Linked DNA regions of Homo sapiens: region 1 is linked to region 2. A link is an interaction called in ENCODE POLR2A ChIA-PET data of the cell type or tissue named here. Cell type or tissue: GM12878. All regions are shown on one strand. Each heading gives the region's core, and the rest is flanking DNA. Links, peaks and the distances in the headings are about the cores only.

What was found. Peaks named below come from ENCODE experiments on the same cell type or tissue, not always from the same donor. Only the 100,000 strongest peaks of a DNase experiment are listed, where the experiment ranks them.
Region 1: POLR2A ChIA-PET joins it to region 2 with 5 read pairs; 14 of 35 experiments call an interaction of 5 or more read pairs at or near these places.

What each region holds. Positions count from the first base shown.
Region 1 is chr6:53,278,205-53,289,841 of GRCh38, reverse strand. All of the region lies in intron 3 of ELOVL5 (ELOVL fatty acid elongase 5), which reads left to right. Among named protein-coding and RNA genes, the nearest start is that of MIR5685, 7.0 kb to the right of the region's middle. RefSeq lists an enhancer at 6,584-6,753. In GM12878, for the core only: no CTCF peak of the experiment used is centred there; a DNase peak (open chromatin) is centred at 8,120.
Region 2 is chr6:53,329,654-53,341,290 of GRCh38, reverse strand. The region is part of intron 1 of ELOVL5 (ELOVL fatty acid elongase 5); the gene reads left to right. It also overlaps the pseudogene RPS16P5. Among named protein-coding and RNA genes, the nearest start is that of ELOVL5, 13 kb to the left of the region's middle. RefSeq lists an enhancer at 5,369-5,498. In GM12878, for the core only: no CTCF peak of the experiment used is centred there; DNase peaks (open chromatin) are centred at 5,470 and 5,840; H3K4me3 peaks cover 1,886 bases; H3K27ac peaks cover 2,517 bases.

The sequences.
Region 1 (11,637 bases), core at 1,142-9,141, 51 kb after region 2:
TTGGTTTTTGTCCGAGTTTTCTCCTGTACATATTGTAAAACCCATCAATAATTCCATTGTCATGTGTCCTTTTTCAAACTTCAAATATCATTTTAGCTACACGTTTTTCTGTTTGTTTGTTTTGAGACAGTTTCACTCTTGTCGCCCAGGCTGGAGTGCAGTGGCGCCATCTCGGCTCACTGCAACCTCCGCTTCCCAGGTTCAAGCGATTCTCTTGCCTCAGCCTCCCTAGTAGCTGGAACTACAGGCATGTGCCACCACTCCTGTCTAATTTTTTGTATTTTTAGTAGAGACAGGGTTTCACCATGTTGGCCAGGCTGGTCTTGAACTCCTGACCTCAGGTGATCCACCCGCCTCGGCCTCCCAAAGTGCAGGGATTACAGGCGTGAGCCACCGCACCCGGCCATTTTTCTTTTTATACTTAGCATTTCTACTCCATTGAATGCTAAGACACAGAAGAGCAGTCATGGAGTTTTACAATGGAACGAACTGAGGAGATCATGAAGCCCCATGGGGCCCCTCATTTTAGAGAAATGTCCCAGGAGTTAGAGCCATTCTTCTGTGGTCACACACCTGTAATGGTCATTATTTTAGTTTTTATTTACCTTCCTGCTTATCTGCATATTTGGGGCTGTAAAGAATTTTTTAAATAAGTAGTCTTTGGTATTTTTGTTTATTTAATTCTGTGGCATAAATTCACAGCTGCTTTAGCAAGTTCTAGATTAATAAAAATAAAATTAACTGTCACTTAAAGGAGACAGGAAGAAGCGGGGTTTTTTTGTTTGTTTGAGACAGAGTCTCACTCTGTTGCCCAGGCTGGAGTGCAGTGGTGCTCACTGCTTCTCGCCTCCTGGGCTCAACTGATCTCCCGCCTCAACCTCCCAAGTGGCTGGGACTACAGGAGCATGCCACCACGTCTAGCTAAGTTTTGTATTTTTCGTAAAGACAAGGTTTCATCATGTTGTCCAGGCTAGTCTTGAACTCTTAGGCTCAAGCAATCCACCCACCTCTGCCTCCCAAAGTGCTGAGATTACAGACATGAGCCACTACATCTGGCCAATAGGAAGAAGTCTTGAAAGAAGGGAGATGATCAGAAGGAAATGAAAGGAAGTCACTGAAACTTTAAATTTACTAGAAGGAAAATAACTAAATCCCAGTTTTAAAACTGTGAAACCGAGTTTAAAATGTAGAAGGAATATAGACTTGCTCATAGTTTGTGTACTTGGTAGAAACAAAATTAAAAGGAGAGAAGAGGTATTACTTCTATATCTCATTAACTTTAGTGTTTATTTCCAGGAAAAAGGTCATAGATCCCTGATTTGGAGCATATTTGAATTAGTGGTATGTTTTAATTTGAAAGTATTGGACTTTATAGCAATCCTTTTTGCTTTTGCTTATTAGGGGTTGTCTAATATCACAGTCCATGGTGAAAGCTCGGAAATGAAATTCCAGGTTATAGAAGAGAAACAACTTAGTTTGCATTAGTTACTTAGCTTTGTAAAACGATGCCCTTACAGCAAACTTAAAAATCTTGTGCGCCTTTTAGCCACCCGAGATTCAGGGCATTTGTCCTCTGAAGAGAAGCCTGATTTTTTGCACTATCCATGTGTCTTTTCTCTTGTCTCCAGTCCCAAAATTGAGAACCTCTACATACATGGTGCCAAACGGTGGCTTTCCCTCACTCTGCCTTATCTACCTGGTTGGATCAGGTTTCCCCTGACCCATCCAGTGAGCTATCAAAGCCACTTTTAACTCCTTTGTTAGAGTGTTACAGGTGGTTTCCCTCTTAGGCAGATGCTCTGTCCTCATGTGAAGCCATTCAATGTGTCTACTCTTCTCCTGCTGTGCCTCAGACCTCTTAGACCCTAAGCAGAGAGGATCTAATTGTGTTTGTTACAGTCCAAAAGGGAGCAACCCCGTCGATCTGCCTGTGCCTCACGAACTGATCCTTCGACTCAGCAGCAGCTGCCAGAAAACAGGGTCAGTGTTGTGCAGTGCACATGGCTTTGAATTCCCCAGGAACACTGTGTTGAAAGGATGGCTGGCTCCTTTCCTCAGAAGGAGGCACTCCGGCCTTTCTTAGCCGATCTGTTATGCTGAGCTCTACTCAAACCCCAGCAACACCAGGCTCTTTCATTCTTCTGGGCTCTACCCCTTAAAACTCCCACTTCTGCCTGGCAGTCTCCCTCTCACTTTTGAGGACTGTGTGGAAGGATCCAATTCCTCTGTGAAGCCATGAGCGTACTAAGGAAGAGGACTCAACTCTAGAGAGTGAATTTTTTTTTCTCCCAGCCTCTTTGGCTATCCCATTGTTCCCACGGACTATGATGCATTCCTTTCAAAGTACTCTCATGATGTGCCCCTTAGCATCCCATCCTTGCCCCACTGACACTCACTGGCTTAGGCTAGAATGAAACAATGTTTTCCCCACCTTCTTCATCCCACTGTTACTATACCTGATTACTCCACCAAATGGATCCTGAGTATTAGAATACAAAAATAAGCAAATGTCGGAACCACATTTTCAAGTTATTTAGTAGTCAAAGATAAATCATGGGTTACAGACAAGATTATTTTTTGAGTATCTGTGTATGTTTCCTCCCTTGCAGTTAGAACTATATGTTGTGAATAGTGTGAGAGAATGCGCTTTAAAATATTCAGAACATTTAAAATGTAATTTTGAAAGAAAAAAATTTGTAATTTTGAAAAAGCTGGATGGATGCATCTGGCTTGGCATAAATCCAAACTTATCTTTCTTCCCCTTTTCAATTTTTATTTTAAATTGTAATTTTGGAACTATTTGAAAATATTTAAAATAAAATTATATAGATGATATCTGTGCACCTAACAAATGCTTGATTTTTGTTTGTTTGTTTAAATAAGAAAACATTACAAAAATGCATCTAAAGTACAGTCCCTTTCCAGACTTCTTCGGAAATTTGTACAGTTTTTCTCTGGATGTATTTTTACTACATATATATGTATACATGACAACACATAGTACGTTCTAAGATAGTTTTTAAAAACCATACGTGAATGGTATACTAATTAAACTCTTTTTCAAATAGATTTTTTTCAGTCAGTATATTTTTGACCAATTCATCTTGAGTCGTATAGATGTAATTCATTAATTATAATTATGTTAATTATAGTTAATTAGAAATTCATTTTATCTGCTTTGTATTATTTCAGTGTTGGAATTTATTACACCATTTTATAAGTGTTTCTTTGGATGGATATGTATGTTGTTAGATTGTTTTTTGTTGTTGTTTTTTGAGACAGAGTCCGGCTCTGTTACCCCGGCTGGAGTTCAGTGGCACAATCATACCTCACCCACTGCAGCCTAGAACTCCTGGCCTTAAGCGATCCTCCCACCTCAGCCTCCTGAGTAGCTGGGACTACAGGCATGTGCCACCATGCCTGGCTAATTTTTTTATTTTTGGTAGAAACATTGTCTCACGGTGTTGCCTGGACTGATCTCAAACTCCTGGACTCAAAGTGATCCTCCCACATCAGCCTCCCAAAGTGCTAGGATTACAGGTGTGAGCCACTGTGCCCAGCTATGTGGGTTTATGCAAGTTGTTCAATTAACAGTGTGCCAAGAATCTTCTTAGACATATCTCCTTATGCAAATATGGTAAGTTTTTTGACCAGATAAATGCATAGGGGTTTAATGACTGAATCCGACAGTCTCTTGTCTTTAATGGGGAAATTTAATTCATTTTCATTTAGCATGTTAATAGTTATTTTATACCTCAGATATTGCAGCATTAGTTGCAGATCACTGCAATAAAATGAGTATTGCAATAAAGTAAGTCATACCATTTTTGGTTTCGCAGTGCATATAAAAGTTATGTTTACATTATGGTCTATTAAGTGTGCAATCGCATTAAATCTTAAAAAAAAACAGTAGACATACCTAAATTTAAAAATGCTGGCCAGGCACAATGGTGTACATCTGTAATCCTAGCACTTTGAGAGGCCGAGGTGGGAGAATTGCTTGAGGCCAGGAGTTTGAGACCAGCCTGGGCAACATAGCAAGATCCTCTCTCTACAAAAAATTTTATAACTAGCCTGGCATGGCTCGAGCTTGTTGTCCTAGCTACTTGGGAGGCCGAGGTGGGAGGATGGCTTGTGCCCAGGAGCTCAAGGTTCCGGTGAGCTATGACCACACCACTGCACTCCAGCCTGGGTGACAGAGTAAAACCCTATTTATAAGAAAAAAAAGATAAATTAAAAATAAAAATGCTCCCAGGTGCAGTGGTATGTGCTACAGTTTAGTGTAGCCATGTTCGTCAGTGATCTTAGTTAAATCTTCCAGATAACTGGCTGCAGCTTCTATAGCAGCACTTGCTGCTACACCTTGCCCTTTTGTGTTATGGAGATGACTTCTTCCCTTAAACCTTATGAGCTATCCTCTGCTATTTTCAAGCTTTTCTTCTGCAGCTTCATCACCTCTCCCAGGCTTCACAGAATTGAAGTGAGTTAGTGGCTTGCTCTGGATTAGATTTTGGCTTAAGGGAATGTTATGGCTGGTTTGATCTTCTACCTAGACCACTCAAACTTTCAGCAATAAGGCTACTAATGCTTTCTCATCATTTTTATGTTCATACGAGTAGCACTTTTAATTTCCTTCAGTAACTTTTCCTTTGCATTCACAACGTGGCTAACCTGGTACGAGAGGCCCAGCTTTCGTCCTGTCTCAGCTTTCCACCTGCCTTCCTCACTAAGCTTAATCATTTCTAGCTTTTGATGTAAAGTGAGAGACATGCTACTCTTCCTTTCACTTCAGCACTTAGAGGCCATTGTAGGATTATTAACCCAATTTCAATATTGTTGTATCTCAGGAAATAAGGAGGCCAGAGAAGAAAGAGATGGTTAGGGGGAACAGCAAGTCTGTGGAGCAGCTAAAATACAGACAATATTTGTTGAGTTTGCTGTCTTATATAGGTGTGGTTCATGGCACCTCAAAACAATTACAATGGTAACATCAAAGTTCAGTAACCACACACAGATCGCCACAACAGATATAATAATAGTGAAAAAATTTGAAATATTTTGAGAAATATTTTATAATTGTGAGAATTACAAAAATGTGACACAGTAACACATAGTGAACACGTGCTGTTGTAAAAATGGTACCAATAGAGTTGCTTAATGCAGAGTTGCCACAGACCTCAGTTAAGAAAACCTGTAATATATACAAAGTGCAATAAAGCAAAGATGAGGTATGCCTGTACTTTCTGTCACCTTTTTTGTGTATATATGTTTTCTTTGGCCTTCTTTTCTCCTTTACTGCTTTGTAGAATTTTTGTAACCATTATTTTTTATTGTACTTATTCAAAAGTTATTCATTCTGTTGAGTGGTTACCCATAGATGTTTACCATGCATTTTTAACTTACGACAGTTTCAGTTGAGTCAGTATTTCTATTCTCCTAAACAATACCAGGGACCTTAGAGGATTCTAGCTGTGACCCCTCATCTTTCATGTTACTGTTGTCAGGAGTTATTTCTACCTTTTTTTTTAAAAAAAAAAAAAGATGGTCTTGCTCTGTTGCCCAGGCTGAAGTGCAGTGACATGGTCATAGCTCATTGTAACCTCAAACTCCTGGGCACAAGTGATCTTCCTGCCTCAGCCTCCCAGGCAGCTGGGACTGCAGGAGCATGCCACTGTGCCCAGCTAATATTTTTATTTTTTGTAGAGATGGAGTCTCACTTTGTTGCCCAAGCTGGTCTCAAATTCCTGGGCTCTGGCAGTCCTCCCACCCTGGCCTCCCAAAGCACTAGGATTACAGGCGTGAGCCACCACATCTGGCCTCACTTTTTTTTTTTTTTAAGGTCCTAAATAATCACCATTATTGCCATCAGTGTTTACTGATTTTCTTTGCTCTGTGAAATTTATTCTTTCCTTTTTGATTCAATTTTTTTCGTAAGTAGTTCTTTCTATGAAGGGCAATATCTTAGTCTGAGTGTCATGTTATTTGCCTTTACACTTGAATAATATTTTATCAAGGCATAGAATTCTAGATTAACAGTTATTTTTCCTCAGCACTTTGAAGATTTATTCCAGAGAAGTCTGCTGTGGTCCCACTTTTGCTCATTTGTAGGGTAATCTTTTTTTCTTTCTAGGCACTTTGAAAATTTTGCATTCTTCCATTCACTCCTACTTCCTTCATTTGTTTTTAATCTGTTTCATCCATCTATTGTGTTTTTAGTTTAAATGGCTATGTATCTTTTACTTCTGAAAGTTCACTGCTTGCTCTTTTTTTATTCCATAACATGGAAGTATTGTCCCCCCCAGTGATATAGATTAGATGACAGTGATCTCCAAATTTAACCATTTGCTGTGTTGCCTTTTTAAGTATTCTATTAAAAGCTTGCTTACAGATATATCTGTGAGGTAATGCCTCTGGGATAATTATTGTCTGTGTTAAATTTCTTTACCTCCTAAAACAGAAGTAAAGGTTTGCCTAGTGTTCTGTGTAAGCATCCCAAACTAGTATTGTTGGGGGTCATCTCAGGTAAACATGCCTTTTCCACATAAAGATTTTGGAAGGAGTTGAATTTAAGCTGATTTCTCTTTTTCTAAAGAATAATTTGTTGTGGGGACCTCCCTCGCATTATAGGTAAGAATTGATTGTGTTGGAGTTTTTGCTGTGTTTTATACCACTTTCCTACCTGTGTTTATAGTGAGAGAGTTGGTTCTGCTTTTGTTCAGTTTGCCACGTTGCTAGAACCAGAAGTCAGTTTTTTTTCCTTTGAATTTGTTTTGAAAATTTGTGATGCTTTTTTATTGGAAAGATGAAAGAAGTTGAGCATTTGGTGACTGAATGCTTTGTTTGTGCTTTCTAACCTCTGTAATTGTGGGCTGTGAAAGCATCTCCCCAGGCTCTGGGTTTGAAGGCCATCTGATGGAACCACAGAGCAGTTGCTTTGGAAACATAATATTCTAAACTGGTTGTTTTTCTTTCCCTTCAGGCTTTCCTAAAATAGATACGTTATTGTGGGAAAATAGGATTTGGAAAAACACTTAAGCAACCTGGCAATTGATTATTGAATTTTATTTGAAAAATAACTTTGTTTACCAAAATACTTTGAAAAGGCTATTTGCTGTTCTTTTTCCCATTTAGCAGAGGTATAGAGCAGTTGAAACATCTGGTGAAATTAGTACTTACAAGAAATGCCTGATCATTGCCTAGAATACTTTTCACTCTTAGTTTCCTTACAACTAAAATTCCTTGCTGAGAAAGAAACTTCTCTCAGGGCCTGAAAGGAAACAGTTAGTTGTCCCTAGTGTATCTGACACTGCCCTGAGAGAATGCCTCACGGTAGGGAGAATGGAGAGAAGGATGCAGCTCAAACATCCTTCATTCCTCACCCACACCCAGGGGAGGGGAAGGGAATACTTTCTACAGAGAGGAAGCCTTCTGGCTTGTCCAGAGCCAGGCCTCACTCCTCTAAACTTGCCCCTGCAACACCTGGAGAGCTTGGCTCTGCAGCTGGTGTAGCTAGGAGCACATCACTCTACAGATCCTCAACTAAAGTGGACTTAACTCTGCAAAGCAGGCGTCAGTGGGTAGGCTGGAGACCTTCCTTTAAATGACACAAATTATACTTTGGCTGGGACATCCAGCACCACCTTAGCCCTAGTTGGAAGCAAAAGTACTTAACATTTGCCTAAGATCATAGCAAAGACAGATAGTGCCTACCTTATGTCAGGTATTGGGCTAACTAATCTAATGCTTATTGCACTCTTACCATCTGCTTTCTACAGAGGGAAAGTTCTGGGAGGCCTGAACAGGGAGAACTGCTAGCATAAGAGGGCAGGGCTTGAGGATTCAGGGAAAATGCCAGACATACCTGTTTCAGTTTGGATTGAGGACAGGCTGTTTCTTTGTGTTTTGTTTTAAAGACTTCTCAAGTGTACAGAACCTGTCTTTTTTAACTTAGCCAAGAGTGTTACGTTCAGCTATAACCCAGGGGTATTCCTGTTCACAAGGAGAAGGAAAAAAAAAAAACACCTGTGGAGGTCATGGGTGTGAAATTATCTTAATGGGCATCCTTATGCTCTGGACATGAAAGATTTGAAATGTAAAAACCACATGCTTTGACCTGGCACTCCCTAATAGCACTGCGAAAATTGGCCAACTAAACCCTAGAGGAAATAGGTACTTTCAATTTTGAGTAGTTCATGGTTAATTTTAAACCAAACATCTGCGGAAGAAAAAGATGCAGTTAAAGGTCTGCTTTTCCACAGAATTCTTCATGGACAGAGTATCCCTACCATGTTCTTACTAAGAATTCAAAAACAGATGAAGAAGGGCAAAGATGCTTGGAACTGCTGTTTGAGGTGCATTTGGACTGAGAGTCAGGATTCCTTTGTGCTAATCCCAGTGGTACCAAGACCTGGGCCATCCTTATCACTTCTCATTCCCTGTTTTCTCATTAAAAATACGAGCTTGTACCAGATCTAAAAAATACACAGTTGAGGACTCACACAGAAACAAAGCTATGAAGAGGGTCAACCCTACGTATTCTTGGAGATTTTGCTTAGAAAAGCACCTTAGGTCCTGTGATGTAGTTGAACTTGAGTATGGATAGTCTATTTTTCATTACTTTTTACCCCATTTCTGCATAGGAGGTAGTAAACATGCAGCTTCATCAAGCTCTTATCACCAGAAGCAGCCAGTCTTCTTTGGAAAGGGGTTATCTTGTTGCTCTGACATCTTGGGATGCTGATGTTAATGGCTGATAAGGGCCACCCAAGATGATGTTTTCCTCCTTTTTCTTTAAGTGTTTCCAGTGACCTTGTTTCCTGAGATGTTTCAGTAGCATTCCAGAAAGTGCCATGGAAATGGTTATTATGCTAAAGGTTACAAGTTGTTTGTGGTTAAATGTGTTATTAGATGGGAAAAGTCAACTCACCGTTAAAAATGATTCACTCCTGGCTGGGTGCAGGGGCTCACACCTGGAATCCCAGCACTTTGGGTGGCCAAGGCAAGCAGATCACTGGAGCTCAGGAGTTTAAGACCAGCCTGCGCAACATGGTGAAACCCCATCTTTACAACAAAAATATAAAAATTAGCCGGGCATGACAGCGTGCACCTGTAGTCTCAGCTACTTGGGAGGCTGAGGTAGGAGGATGGCTTGAGCCCAGGAAGTGGAGGTTGCAGTGAGCTGAGATTGTGCCACTGCACACCAGCCTGAGCAACACAGCCAGGCCCTGTCTCAAAGAAAAAAGATTCACTCCATGAATTATGTCATCCAGAACCAGGTGTGAAACTCACCTACATTTTTTTCTTTCATTGAAAAGGTGCATGAAACCATCAGGGTTATTGACTTTATCTCATATGGAGAAAAGAGCTTGTAGCTAGGTTTTAATTATAGCTCTGCACATCCTCTTGGCCTAATTAAAGTTTGCTTTACTCCAAGGAAGGAGGAAGTGTATAAAGCTTTGCAGTGGTACTGTTTGTATCTCAGTTCCTCAGAAAAAAGCCTGCAAATAATGCCCCTGGGTGGTTCTTGGAGTTGGCAGTGGTATGGAAAATTTCGTTAGGTAGTGGTTAGCTGTTTGTGATGGCCTGCTTTTTCATTATAGTATAGTCCTGTCCTCTTTCGATCTGATTCTCAGAAGCCCAAGGTAGACAGACACCTGCCCCTATTTTCAGTACTTCACCTTCTCCAGCCTACTGGGTCCTCTCACCCTGTGGTGTCTACTTAACACGCAACTTGAAGAATTTCTGGGAAATTGACCAAAACAGCTCTTTGGAAAGAAGCTAGGCCTCAGTCCCAAAGGGAAAGGTGGCTGATGTGACTTTGACTTGAGGATTGTCTCCTGTGATGTGCTCCTAGTGGGGCTACAGGGGTCAGTCCTTTGCTTTGAGCACCTCTGTAGTCCACTACCCATGGACACATTGCTATCCTCTGAGGGGGATGGAGGGAGTAGAGCCCTCTACTGCTAGCCCATTTTATGGAGGTTTGATGAGGGTCTTAGGTGAATAAGCTTCAACTCAGGTCCTTGGTCTTGGTTTGTTAAATTATTCTATCCTTTCTGAAGCCAGGGAGATTTGAGAATTTCCATGACCCCATTATGAAATTGATGATGAAGAGTTTTCATCTTGTGAACAGAGTTCAGATGAATATGATCACAAAGTCAAGCCTCGTTTAAAATACTATGAAGCTCTCTTTATTGCTGCACATGAAACATTAGGCCTAGATTTAGGGGAAAGAATTGGCAGTCTTGAACTCTTTGTCATTTGTTTAGCAAATATTTGTTTGACATCTCTGGTACGCTAATCCCTGTGCTGGAATATGTTGATGCAGATGCAGGAGCCACAGTCACCACCCTTCGAAATCTTACAGAAGAGCACACAACAGGCCCATTAACAAAGGGAGCATGTGAGCAAACAGCTACAGGTCACTGCAAGGTGAGGGTAGAGGAAGGAGAATAGACCTCAGGCTCTAGTGCTCAAGGGAGTAATCATGAAGAAAATAGAATTTTAACTGAACTTTGAAGGATAGATAGGATTTTGAGAGCTGGAGATGGGGGTACATAGGTGCAGAGGGCATTCTAGTTGAAAAGAATAAAACAGTGGTCACTGCCAACACTTATGTTTAATCCTATGAACCACATTGGGTGAGACAGGCATTATGTACTTCATGGTGGGAGCCTTATGTTTATCCCATTTGAGGACTGAGAAAACTGAAGTTTAAAATGTTGGAATACCTTAGCTAAGGTCACCTAGCAAAACGTGAAAAAGCTAGGGTTTAATGGGCTAATGCCCAAACCCATGCTCTTTCCCCTTGGCTACTGTGTAGCGGTTAAGGAAGGGCATGTTTGGAGAATGGGAAGAGGTCCAATTTGTGTGCACGTAGGGGAGAAGTGAAAGATAAGCTTGGGACCACGTTGTGGAAGACTAAATACCTGGACACTGCACCTAGGATTCAGGGTTTCATTCTGAAGGCAATGATGACTCACTGGAGGGTTTTAAATATGGAAATATGGAATTCAGTGGTTTGAGGGGCACAGCGGCCCCAGTGGAAGTGTGGTAGGTGTGAGTAGCAGTGGAGGGAGTGTTGCATTGAAGCATGACAGAGCTCCTACAGGGAACCTCAACAGGTGGAAGAGGAATGGTGGGCCTAGGTCAAGTGGAGTGGCACCGAGTGAGCAGCTTCTTGTGTGTATACCTGGTTTATGCTTCAGGAGTGAAAAAAGTTCACCACCCAATACTGAGGTTTGAGTTCTTTAACTAAACTCCAAAGACAACAGGTGTTTTATACATGGATTCCCCTGCCCCATTTATGGGTGGGGAGAGGGCAAATGGAACGTTAGGTTAACTAGTTTAAAGAGTCAAGGCAATCCCACCTGGATCCCTTCTTAAAAAGGAAGCCTGTGTCCAAGAGTCCCTTCTGCTGAGTTAACAAGACCCCTTCAACCCGTTCTCATCTTTGGGATTGAGGCGCCTGCAGAATTACAAGAGAGGATTTGTCCTCCTCTTCTCCAGAGAGCTACCTTGATTTTCCCCACCCCTGCCAAGATAGACATTCATGAATGCAGTCATCCACACCTCCACAAGTGCACACACACCAGCCATCCTATTTTAAAACAGACAAAAGCAAAACCAACCCAGGATGTC
Region 2 (11,637 bases), core at 1,599-9,598:
AACATATAGCTTCTGTTGACAGTAACTAAATAAAGGTTTAGATAAAGAAAGCTAATAGGGAATAACATTTATGATCAATACTTGAAAGGGTGACCGTTTGTTTCTTCCATTACTCCTTATTTTAGATATTTTGAACTTAAACCTCTTTTTTGGGGAAAATCAGAAGCGTACACACTGAATAGCTTACAATTGTTAGTGTAAGAAATCAGTGTTCAAAAGCCCAGTTGAGTCAGTGTTCACTAGCCTGACTGGTCTAGTGTGGCTGGATTAGTATGACTGGCCAAGGGCATCCAGCATTGGTTTCCTTACCCGGTCCTAGCCCCATCTGGTTTGATTTACAAGGTATATACGCTCAGAGAAATGCAGACGGGAGGGAAAGACACTCACATTCTTTAGGGAGCCTCTATCTCCAGATTGCCTGATCTCCCTTGGGTGAAAATGTAAGTCAGGTGTACAAGTCGTACAAGTCATGTATAGCTTGACAATGGGAATACTTTTTGAGAAATGTACTCTTAGGCAATTTTGTTGTTGTGTGTTCATCATAGAGTGTACTTAGACAAACCTAGATGGTTACCACATACATAGGGCATATGATATACCACATTGCTCCTAGGCTACAAACCTGTACAGCAAGTTACTGTACTGAATACTGTAGCTAGCTGTAACACAGTGGCAAGTATCTGTATATCTAAATGAAGAAAAGATATAGTAAAAATATAAAAGATAAAAAATGATACAACTATGTAGGGCACTTGCCATGAATGGAGCTTGCAGGACTGGAAGTTGCTCTGGGTAAGTCAGTGAGTGGGGAGTGAATGTGAAGGCCTAGGACTTTACTGTACACTCTAGACTTTATAAACACTGTATACTTAGGCTACATTAGGTTTATAAAAAATATTTTTTGATTAGGTGTGGTGGCTCATGTCTGTAATCTCAGCACTTTGTGAGGTTGAGGTGGGACCAGGCATTTAAGACCAGCCTGGGCAATATCACAAGACTCCATCTCTACTTATTTATAATAAAAGTTTTTTTAAAAATATGTATTATTTTAATATATATTTTTCTTCCTTAATACATAAACTGTAGCTTATTGTAACATTTCTATTTTATAAATTTTTTAAACTTTTTTACTCTTTTGTAATAATACTTAGCTTAAAACACAGGCTGTATGGCTGCAAAAAAAATATTTTATTTCTTCGTATCCTTATTCTTCAAGCTTTTTTTCTCCTTTTAAAGTTTTTTAAACTTTTTTGTTAAAAACTAAAACAAACATACACATTAGCCTAGGTCTGTACAGGGGCAGGATCATCAATGTCACCGTCTTCCATCTCCACATCTTGTCCCACTGAAAGGTCTGTAGGAGCAGTAACACACATGAGCTGTCATTTCCTATGACAACAATGCCTTCTTCTGGAATACCTCCTGAAGGACCTATCTGAAGCTGTTTCATAGTTAACTTTTTAAAATATGTAATTAGAAGGTGTACACTCAATTAATGATAAAAAAGTATAGTATACCAAATACATAAACCAATGACATAGTTCTTTATCATCAGCATCAAGCATTATGTACTGTCCATAATTTTATGTGTGATACTGTTACAGGTCTAGCTATGCAGTAGGTTTATTTACACCAACATCACCACAAATGTTTTATTGTGCTATGATGTCACTAGGCAATAGGAGTTTTTCAGCTCCATTATAATGTTACAGGAGTATCATTGTATATGTGGTCCATTGTTGATTTAAAGGTCATTATGCGATGCGTGACTATATTTTGAAAACATTCTGATAGAGAATGACATTAAGTCATTTTGATACAAGGCCCCATTAAGGGCCACTGTGCTGGGCCATGGTGTTCAGGCTATAGACAAGTCTGCCACCACCTTCAGTTCTCTTAGGATCCTTAGACTCTTTCAGAACTGAGTTTTCTTTCTGGGTGTGGGACACTAGGTTTGGCAACATTGTAATGGCTATAAGTATCAGCATTCCTAAAATAAGAGAATCACAAAATTCATGGGGTGGCTTATATATTCACATGGAATCTGAACAGGTGATAAAACAACTGTTGGTTTCAGAGACATGCTATAGAGGAGATGAATACACAGTTGCTAGACTGTGTGTCCCTTTGAAAAATGCTGTATTGTAGCAGGATTTTCCCCCATTTTTTACACATTTAACTTTGCTTCTCCCTCTCCTCACTCACCCTCACACCCAAACAACAGTTATAAAATGTGGGCGTGTAGATTGAGTTTTAAAAAAGAAATGTGTTTTTGTGTTATATGCCTTATTTATGTTACACAGGCTTGAATTAAAATCTTTTAAGACATTTTCGTTTGGGGGGTTGCATAACTAATCTTTATTATGTTTCTCCACCGTCTTTTAATTTCAGCTTAAGGTATCACTGCCTTTGTATACTTTGCACAAATTAGGTTGGAGAACTCAATTGATAATTTCCTCAAATGATAATTTATTTTGAATATTCAAGTAATCACATCAGTTAAGAGACTGCACTCAGATAAGAACCATCAGCAGTTGCCTGTAGCAGAAAATGTTGCTTAAAAGCCTTTTGAATATTTGTCTCCCTGTTATTTGCAATTGCAGTCTTTTGGTTTAGATGTTTAGAATATGATTGAAGTAGAGCCCAGACTGCTTAAGCTCAGGCTTTAAGGGAACCATTAGAGGCGTGTGTAGTATCTTGGTGTCTGTTACCTACCTTGGCCATTGATTGTCTTCTCTACAAGATGCTTCATCCAAGAAGGAAGTTGCCCTTTGAAACAGGTGCCCTTTGAGCTTCTCCAGAGAGACCCATAAAGACATTATCCCAGGACCTCATGTTTCTAGGAGAATGTGATAAATATTGTGATGGTTTCATTTTCAGAGCAGCTGCCTTTTCTTCCTTTTGCAAGGAGTAGGAACAAAAGCAGCTTCTTTTTGTTTCCTTTGCAAGGGCTTAGAATAGGCTCAGTGTGACCCAAGGGAAGTTGGATGTGACAAGTGACAGTAAGGTAAGTACTTTTCATTGACCCCCTGGTACAGAGTTCAGGCTTGAACTTACCATCTTTTTAAGAAATGGGACTGGCGTATTAAATTTAAAATGTAGGCAAACAGTTGCAAAGTACTGTCAGAAGACCAAATCTCATTGCATGATCTACTTGCCCCATGGATTCAAATATCCATCCACCCACCCACCATCCACCCTTAGATATTTATTTCTAGCCCATCTATTTCTTTTGAGCTCCAGACTCATAACTTTTCATCGTTGGGTGCCCCACATACCTCCCCTGTTGGCCAACGTAGTCAGGAGCACCATCCTCCGCCAGTTTGCCCAAGCCATTAAGCTGGAAGCAATGCTTGTGTTCTCCTCTCTCATCAACCATGCTTTTACCAAACTTTGCTCAACTGTCAGTCACCAAGTATTACTCATTCATACTCTCTGTCCTTCTAAGCTTATTCCCCTTCCCCACATTGCCCCAGCCTTCCATAGCATGTCAGATCCTTCCTGGACAACTACAATTTCTCCTTGGCTCCTTGCCTCTGTTTTCTTGATTCCTAAAAATTAGATGAGGTTGTACCTGTATAGTGCTTTGCATAGTGTCTGCCATGTTTATCTGGCACATAGTGTAGGTATCTAGCAATTACGTGCCTGAATGTTTCTCTAAATACATATGTACCTTTCAAATATAACCAGTCCTATAATATGTGCTAATGGCTGTGTGAAGCTGAGTATGCCTTGATAGCCTGAGAATACATAATGTTTCACAAATGAAGAGCTTACCTGGGCAGGAGACTTTAGAAGGCCAGTTGCCTTGCTTCCAGCTGAAGGAGTAGAACACCAGCAGCTCTCAGACCATACAAATTGCTAGACACCTTTTCCTGTTGTGGCATGGTGCAATGAGGAGCTCTTACCTATGCCTGGAGACATGCCATCTAAGGACTCGTTGGCTGCAGTCTGTGCAGATCTTCACATACAAGGAGATGGCCATAGCTGTGGTGCTCTGCAGATGTGGCAGTGGCTTCATCAGGATGAACGAGGGGCCCCTGGAGATGATCAAGCTGCTCACACTGCAATACAAGCTACTGGAATTAGGTCTGCTTCTGGACAAGGAACAGCTTGCTGGAATGGACATCCATGTTCGTGTGAAGGGTAGTGGTCATGTGGTTCAGATTTATGCTGTCCTTCAGTACATCTCCAAAGCCCTGGTACCCTGTTACCCAAAATATGTAGATGAGGCTTCCGAGGAGATCAAAGACACCCTCACCAGACCTTGCTGGTGGTTCACCCCTGTTGCTATGAATCCAAGAAATTTGCAGGCCCTGGTGCCTGTGCTCACTACCAGAAATCATAGCAGTAAGCCCATCAAAAAGATCAAGGTTTACCTTTATAGTAAACAATGGTTGAAGGTCTTTAAGGTTAAAAAAAATTGCTAGACATCCCAGCTGCCCTAGAAGCAGAGATGACATGTGCTGTTATTTTAAAGGGCCTTGCTTACCTGCATATTACCTGTTAGGGCTTTCAGGTAGAATATACCAATGATAGACCAGTCTGGTGGCACTGTTCCCAAGGACGGAATAGGGTGAACTTTGATGTCTAGGCACTCAAATACTCCATAATAAAATGATCATGGAAACTGGCAGTCTTACTCCAATTGCCCAGGATGGAGTGCAGTGGCACCATCTCAGCTCATTGCAGCCTCAAATTTCCCAGGCCCAGGTGTCCCTCCTACTTCAGCCTCCTGCATAGCTGGGACTACAGGCAAGCACCACCATGCCCAGCTAATTTTTTATATTTTTGGTAGAGACAAGGTTTCACCGTGTTGCCCAGGCTGGTCTTGAATTCCTAGGCTCAAGCAGTCTGCCTGCTTCAGCCTCCCAAAATCCTGAGATTACAGGTGTGAGCCATTGTGCCTGGCCTGGCCCTCTTATTTAACCTTGTTTTGGTTGGCAGCAACATTGAGCCCAGGCTAAAGTACACCATACATGTCGGACAGAGCTTATCTGCCTCAGTAGCCACTTGGTCAGTATTTGTTGATCACTTAAACCCACTCAGTGTTGGTCATTTGTCTGTGTTAGCCTCTGCTAAGGAATGTGGACCCTACACGTGACAATACAGTTACCAGTAAAAAGACTCAGTAGGAATTATGAGGTATATACTCGAATCAACAGGTAGTTTATTATTATACTACGGGTATGGCTGTGTATGTTGCAGTTAGGTTCAGCTGCAGCGATGGACATGCCAAAATAATAGTGGTTTGAATAATGGTATCCCAAAACAAAGTAGAAGTGTGTATCTCTTATGAAAGGCAGGGTGGATGGTTCAGGGCTAGTATGACCCTGCGTAAATTCCTTGCTCATCATACGTCTGTCAGGCTTAGTGTGGCCTCAGTCTTCCGAGCAGCAGGATGTAAGAAGAAACAGAAAGTAGAAGCGCGGATGGTGCTTTCTTTTATGGGAAGTTCCCAGAAACAGCCTCCAGATAACTTTGCTTACATCTCATTGGCTAGAACATCACCCCGTGGCTGCAGGTGGCTGGAAAATCTCATCTTTATTCTGGGTGGCCATGTGCAGCTAAAAGTACTGCTACTGTTTATAGAGTTTGGGCAAGAACCGGCTGTCTGTGCCATGGGTGGTAGACGAGACCAGCAGTCCCCACTCACTTGGAACTGAGAGTCTGGGGGAAGGATAGTGACAAAATAAACAGATACTTACAGTGACAAGGCCTCTGAGAGGTCTGCAAAGGTGTGCCCTGCGAGTAAACAGGAAGGACACCTAAATCAGACTGGTGGGGTGGGGGAGGGGATGAGGAAACGTTGCCTAGAGACTAAGCAAGAATCTCTCTGGACTGAGGAAATGGGCAGGGTATTGAAGCAAAGGCTCGGAGGCAAAGGGGGCAGGTAGTTGGGTGATGGAGGAGCATATGAGGAACAGAAAGTAGACCAGGGAAGCCAGAGGGAGACAGGGTTCTGATCACATGGGCCCTGGGGCCACAGGGACAGGTTTGGTCATTTTCCCCGGAGCCTTTGACTGGTTTCTGGAGGTGAGTAACCTAGACAGGTGCTTTCAGGGGGTGAGGAGCAGCACAAGACTAGAGGCAGGAAATATCCACTGGGAGAGAGTGTACTAATCTGGTTGGGAAATGATGGTGGCTTCAGCTACATAGTGGCTTTGGGGATCAAGAGAAGTGGATGCAAATCCTGTAAATCCCATAGAGCTTGGAATTTAGAAATAATTTGGCCTTTTCACGTAATAGGTGATGAAACCAAGAATGAGAATTTAAATGGCTTGCCCAGAATCACACAGCTAGCTGTGGAGCAGCACCAGATATCATTTCTCTATCTAACTCTTTCCTTTATGTCACTGTTGAATGTGCTGATTTGGGAGAACAGGGCATTGTGGGCATTTTGGAGCCAGCAACAGGACCTGAATCCTGGTGTCCATTGCAGAGGGAGGAGTCCACCCTGCTTTGGGGGCTGGATTCCTGGTAAGGTTATGGGGCAGGTCACAGAAATGAGGGAGTTGGAAGGAAAAACCAGGTGTGAGAAGATGATGGATTCAGTTTTTGGTTTGTTGATTTGGAGATTCAGGACCACCATCTGTAGGTGGAGAGAGATCAGATGGAAACTGGTCCTTGAGATTGGAATTGGGGATGCAGGATTGGGTGGAATTGGTCAAAACTTTTCTATACCCTTTCTTTAAATTTCTCCAGTGAAAGGGACTCAGCAACTGTTTTTGAGTCCATTGTGTCATGTACCTTAGAATTAAGAGATTTTTCCAGTGTTTAGCCCTGAATGATTTTTGCTGCAATTTGAATTCTGTGCAACCACAGAGATTTAATAAAAATAAAATAGGTTAATACTTAAAAATTAGTAAATTAAAATAAATTAAGTAAAGATAAAAGTTATATGGCCCTCCCTTGCATATTTTACCCTGTGCTGCAGGTCTTCTCAGGAGCCTCTCTGGCTCTGGTTGGTCTCTTGGTCCAGGCTGTGGCCTCTGTCTCTTGGGTTTTCATACTGTAAGATTTCTCCAACTGAGTTTGGGAGGCTGAAGCCCCAAACAGAACTTGATGGCTTGTGCTGGAAAAGGGGAAATGGGTTCTGCTTGCTACAACGTGTTAAATTCTGTTTTTAAAATGTCAGTTTGGCATCAAACACTTTTTTAGACATGTTTACATCCTAAAAGTTTTTGGTTTCAGAAGTTTTTTGTCCTTCACAATTAACTTGGTTGCAGTGATTAAAGTATAGCCTATTTCCTGGGAAATAGGAGACAATTTCAGAGCCACTATAGACCATATTGACATTAGAGATTGTAGGATACCATAGACAGGGAGGTCAATAGACAGGCAACGTGGTATCATAGTTGTTTTATCTCTCCCTGGTCACTGTCCTTCTACCTAATGTTGTTTCACCGTGGAATTTGAGCTTACAGGTGAAAAAGACTTTCAGTGAATACTGCACCAAGTATAATTTAAAAATTTTAAATCCTATATAGATATGGGGCATGACTAATAGAGTAATGACTTCCATAAACCACACATGAAAACTGCTTTAATTATAATTATCATTACTTTTATTCTCCAGAAAGGGAAATAAGGTTAAAACAAGAGAGCCCATTCATTCTAAGTTGACCAGTTAAATTTCTTGTTCTCCCTTCCCTTTGTCCTTTGATTTGATAAAAATAAGATTTTTGTGTGCTAAATTGTGAGTATTCATTTACATTAATCAGTATCCCTATAAGACAAAGCCCCTGAAAACATAAACTGAGTGCAGCACGATTTAAAACAGAGAGGGAGGAGACAGTCTTGGTCCTGTTCTTGGTGCCCTGCTCATTACTAACGTCTCAGTTGTACTGTCCACTATAAACAGTCATGATTTTTTCCCCCATTCTTCAGATCAAGTCAGTTTCCTCTAATGAGACAGTCTACCTGGTTTTATAGGCATTTCTCTGTAATGTTTTCCAAACGAAGAAAGCAAACAGCAAGCATTTTGTTGGGAGAAATCTGCAAGTGTCTGTTCTGTGGCTGTGAACTAATGATCTTTCAGAGGTCTAGTTTAAAAGCACTGAGTTTCTTCATGACCCATGAGGATATGTAATCCACCTTTATAGCAGGTAAGTGTTGAGGTTCACACAGGATTAACACTCTCTTTAACACTGTTCTCTACACCGTTCTCTTGCAAAGGGATACTCTTCCCAACCCTGAAAGGCATGCTTGGAGAGGTGGAGTGTCACTCCCAGATTCTTATTTTAGAGAAGGGAGTGTCATGTAATTTTCTCCCTACCTTATTTATTCATTCTCTCCCCTCTCCCCCTTGCTGACCTGCTTTTCTTCCTTCAGCCAGGTCTTCGCTTTAAGGAGTCAGCTGAGCTTCAGCCACTGATGCTGGGGGCACATAGTGGCCCAAGCCACCCTGTAGCTGTACCCTTTTGGGGAGGGTGGCTTTCGTGTTTTTGTAAAGTTTTTGAAGAACCTCTTACATGATACAGTTTGAACTGATTAGCAAACAGAGCCAAAGAAACTAGTACCTGATGAAAACTGACTGACATGGTAGGCAAATGGAAAGTTTGGTTTCCAAAAAGTGTGTGTTGTGGCAAGTTGAAGTCAGAAAAATGAATTTTTGACTTTGATTCTGAGTGATCACTCCTCTACGCACTCCCCTTTCTCTTTCTCTCCTTGTCCTCTCCATTTCACTCCCTCTCCATTCTCTCTCCGCCTCTTTTCCCTCCTCCTGCTCCGTTCTGTGTATATGTTTGTATGTATAACACTTCAGCATTTATGTAGTGGTTGATAATTGAATACATTCTATTTGCAGTACTACCTAATGTGATTTAACCACAGGAAACTTGCTTCTCTCATTATTTATGATTTTAAATTTTAGTTTTTGGTAATTAAGTCTCCATGAGGAGCGTCCTCATTTGGAAGGAGAGTTAGCATCATGCTGTGGCTAAAGAAACTCAGTTTTTATGCCTACCAATAATGTGAAAATCACCTCACTCCTGTTTGGCTGATTGGGTTGAATTTCTCTTAATACCATACTGAATGTAACTTGACGAGTTAGTAGGGAACTGGTAACAACTTATTTCACAGAGTATTTCTAGTTATTGATGTAGTTTGGGTGTTTGTCCCCTCCAAATCTCATGTGAAAATTTCATCCCCAGTGTTTGAGGTGGGGCCTACTCGGAGGTGTTTGGGTCATGGAGACGAATCCCTCATGAGTGACTTGGTGCCATCTCATGGTAAAGAGTTCAATGTGAGATCTGGTTGTGTAAAAGAGCCTGGCATCTCTCTCTTGCTCTTCTTTGTCTTGCTTCCTCTCTCACCATGTGACACTCTTGGTCCCCCTTCACCTTTCACAGTGAGTAAAAGCTTCCTGAGGCCCCACCAGAAGCAGATGCTGGCACTGTGCTGCTTGTGCAGTCTGCAGAACTGTGAGCTAAAATAAACCTCTTTATAAATTACCCTGTCTCAGATATTCCTTTATAGCAACACCAAACGGACTAATACAGTTACAATATATTTAGTGTAAGATTTATTCATTATAATTAGCTTATTTCCAAAATGACCATTTTAACAAACTTCAAATATTTTGAGTGTTAGATTTTTAAACTCGGTGTACTCCAAGTTTCATTTAACTGCTAAAGGACAAGTTTAGTCATACACTGCATAACCATATTTTGGTCAGTGATGAACTGCCTATATAATGGTGGTCCCATAAGATTATAATGGAACTGAAAAATTCCTCTTGCCTGGTGAAGTAGGGGTCATCTTAATGTCCTAGGGCAGTGTATTACTTATGTGTTTGTGGAGATGTTGGTGTAAACCTACTGCACTGCTAATTCTATAAAAGTATCACACATACAATTACGTACCATATACAGTGCTTGATAGGGATAATAAACAACTATGTTACTGGTTTTTGTATTTACTGTACTTTTTATCATTTAAAAAATTTTTATTTATTTATTTTGGAAATGGGGTCTCGCTCTGTCATTCATGCTGGAGTGCAGTGGTGTAATCACAGCTCACTGCAGGCTTGATTTCCTGGGCTCATGCAGTCCTCCCACCTCAGCTTCCAAGTAGCTGGGACCACAGGTATGTACCACCATGCCTGGCTTTTTAAATTTTTTGTTGAGATGGGGTCCCACTGTGTTGCCCAGGCAGATCTTCAACTCCTGGGCTCCAGCAGTCCTTCCACCTCGGTCTCCCAAAATGTTGGTATTACAGGCATGAGCCACTGCCTGTCATTATTTTAAAGAGTACTCCTACTTAACCAAAAAATAAAGTTAATTGTGAAACAGCTTCCGGCAGGTCTTTCAGGAGGTATTCCTGAAGAAAACATTGTTATCACATGTTATTGCCCCTGAAGGCCTTCCAGTGGGACAAGATGTAGAAGGGAAGACAGTGATATTGAAGATCCTGAGTAGGCCTAGGCTAATGTGTGTGTTTCTGTCTTAGTGTTTAAGGAAAAAAAAAGTTTTAAAAGAAAAATTAATAGAAAAAAGCTTACAGAATGAGTATAAAGAAAATAATTTTTATGCAGCTGTACAATGTATTTGTGTTGTGTTAATTACAAAAGAGTCAAAAGTTAAAATGTAAAAGTCTGTAAAACTCATGAACAGTGGCATGCACCTGTAGTCCCAGCTACTCGGGAGGCTGAAGAGGCAGGATCACTTGAGGTCAGGAGTTCGAGGCTGCAGTGAGCTATGATTACACCTGTGGATAGCCCCACTGGGCAACATAGACTCTGTCCCTAAAAAAAAAAAAAAAAAAAAAAAAGTTTATAAAGAAAAAAATGTTACCATAAACTAAGGTTAATTTATTATTGAGGAAGAAAAAATTTTAAAATAAATTTAGTGTAGCCTCAGCATAGTGTTTAGCCTCAATGTAGTATTTATAATGTCTACAGTGTGCAGTAATGTCCTAGGCCTTCATAGTCATTCACCACTCATTGACTCATCCAGAGCAACGTCTATTCATGGTAAGTGCCCTGTACAGGTGTATTGGTTTTTATTTTTTATATTCTATTTTTATTATACCTTTTCTTTGTTGAGCTATACAAATACTTGCCACTGTGTTATGGTTACCTACAGTATTCAGTATAGTAACATGCCAAACAGGTTAATTGTAGCCTAGGAGCAATAGGTTGTACCATATAGCCTGCATGTGTAGTAGGCCATACATCTAGGTTTGTGTAAATACACTCTATGATGTTCTCATGATGAAATCGCCCAGTGACATATTTCTAAGAATGTATTGCCATTGTTAAGTGACGCGTCTGTAGAAGTTCTTTATTTTTAAAGTGTATTTGGGTTATTTGCCATTAAGATAAGAAGCTAAATATATAATGTCTTTTTAGAAATAAAATCGTACAGAAGAGGAAAATTCTACGTGCAGTTTTTAATACAACAGCTCTCAAACTTTTTGGTCTGAAGACACACTATTCTCTCTTTTTTATTTCTTATTTTTTTCTGAGACGAAGTCTTGCTCTTGTCCCCCAGGCTGAGTGCGATGGCATGATTTTGACTCACTGCAACCTCTGCCTTCTGAGTTCCAGCAATTCTCCTGCCTCAGCCTCCCAAGTAGCTGGGATTACAGGTGCCTACTACCATGCCCGGCTAATTTTTCTATTTTTAGTAGAGA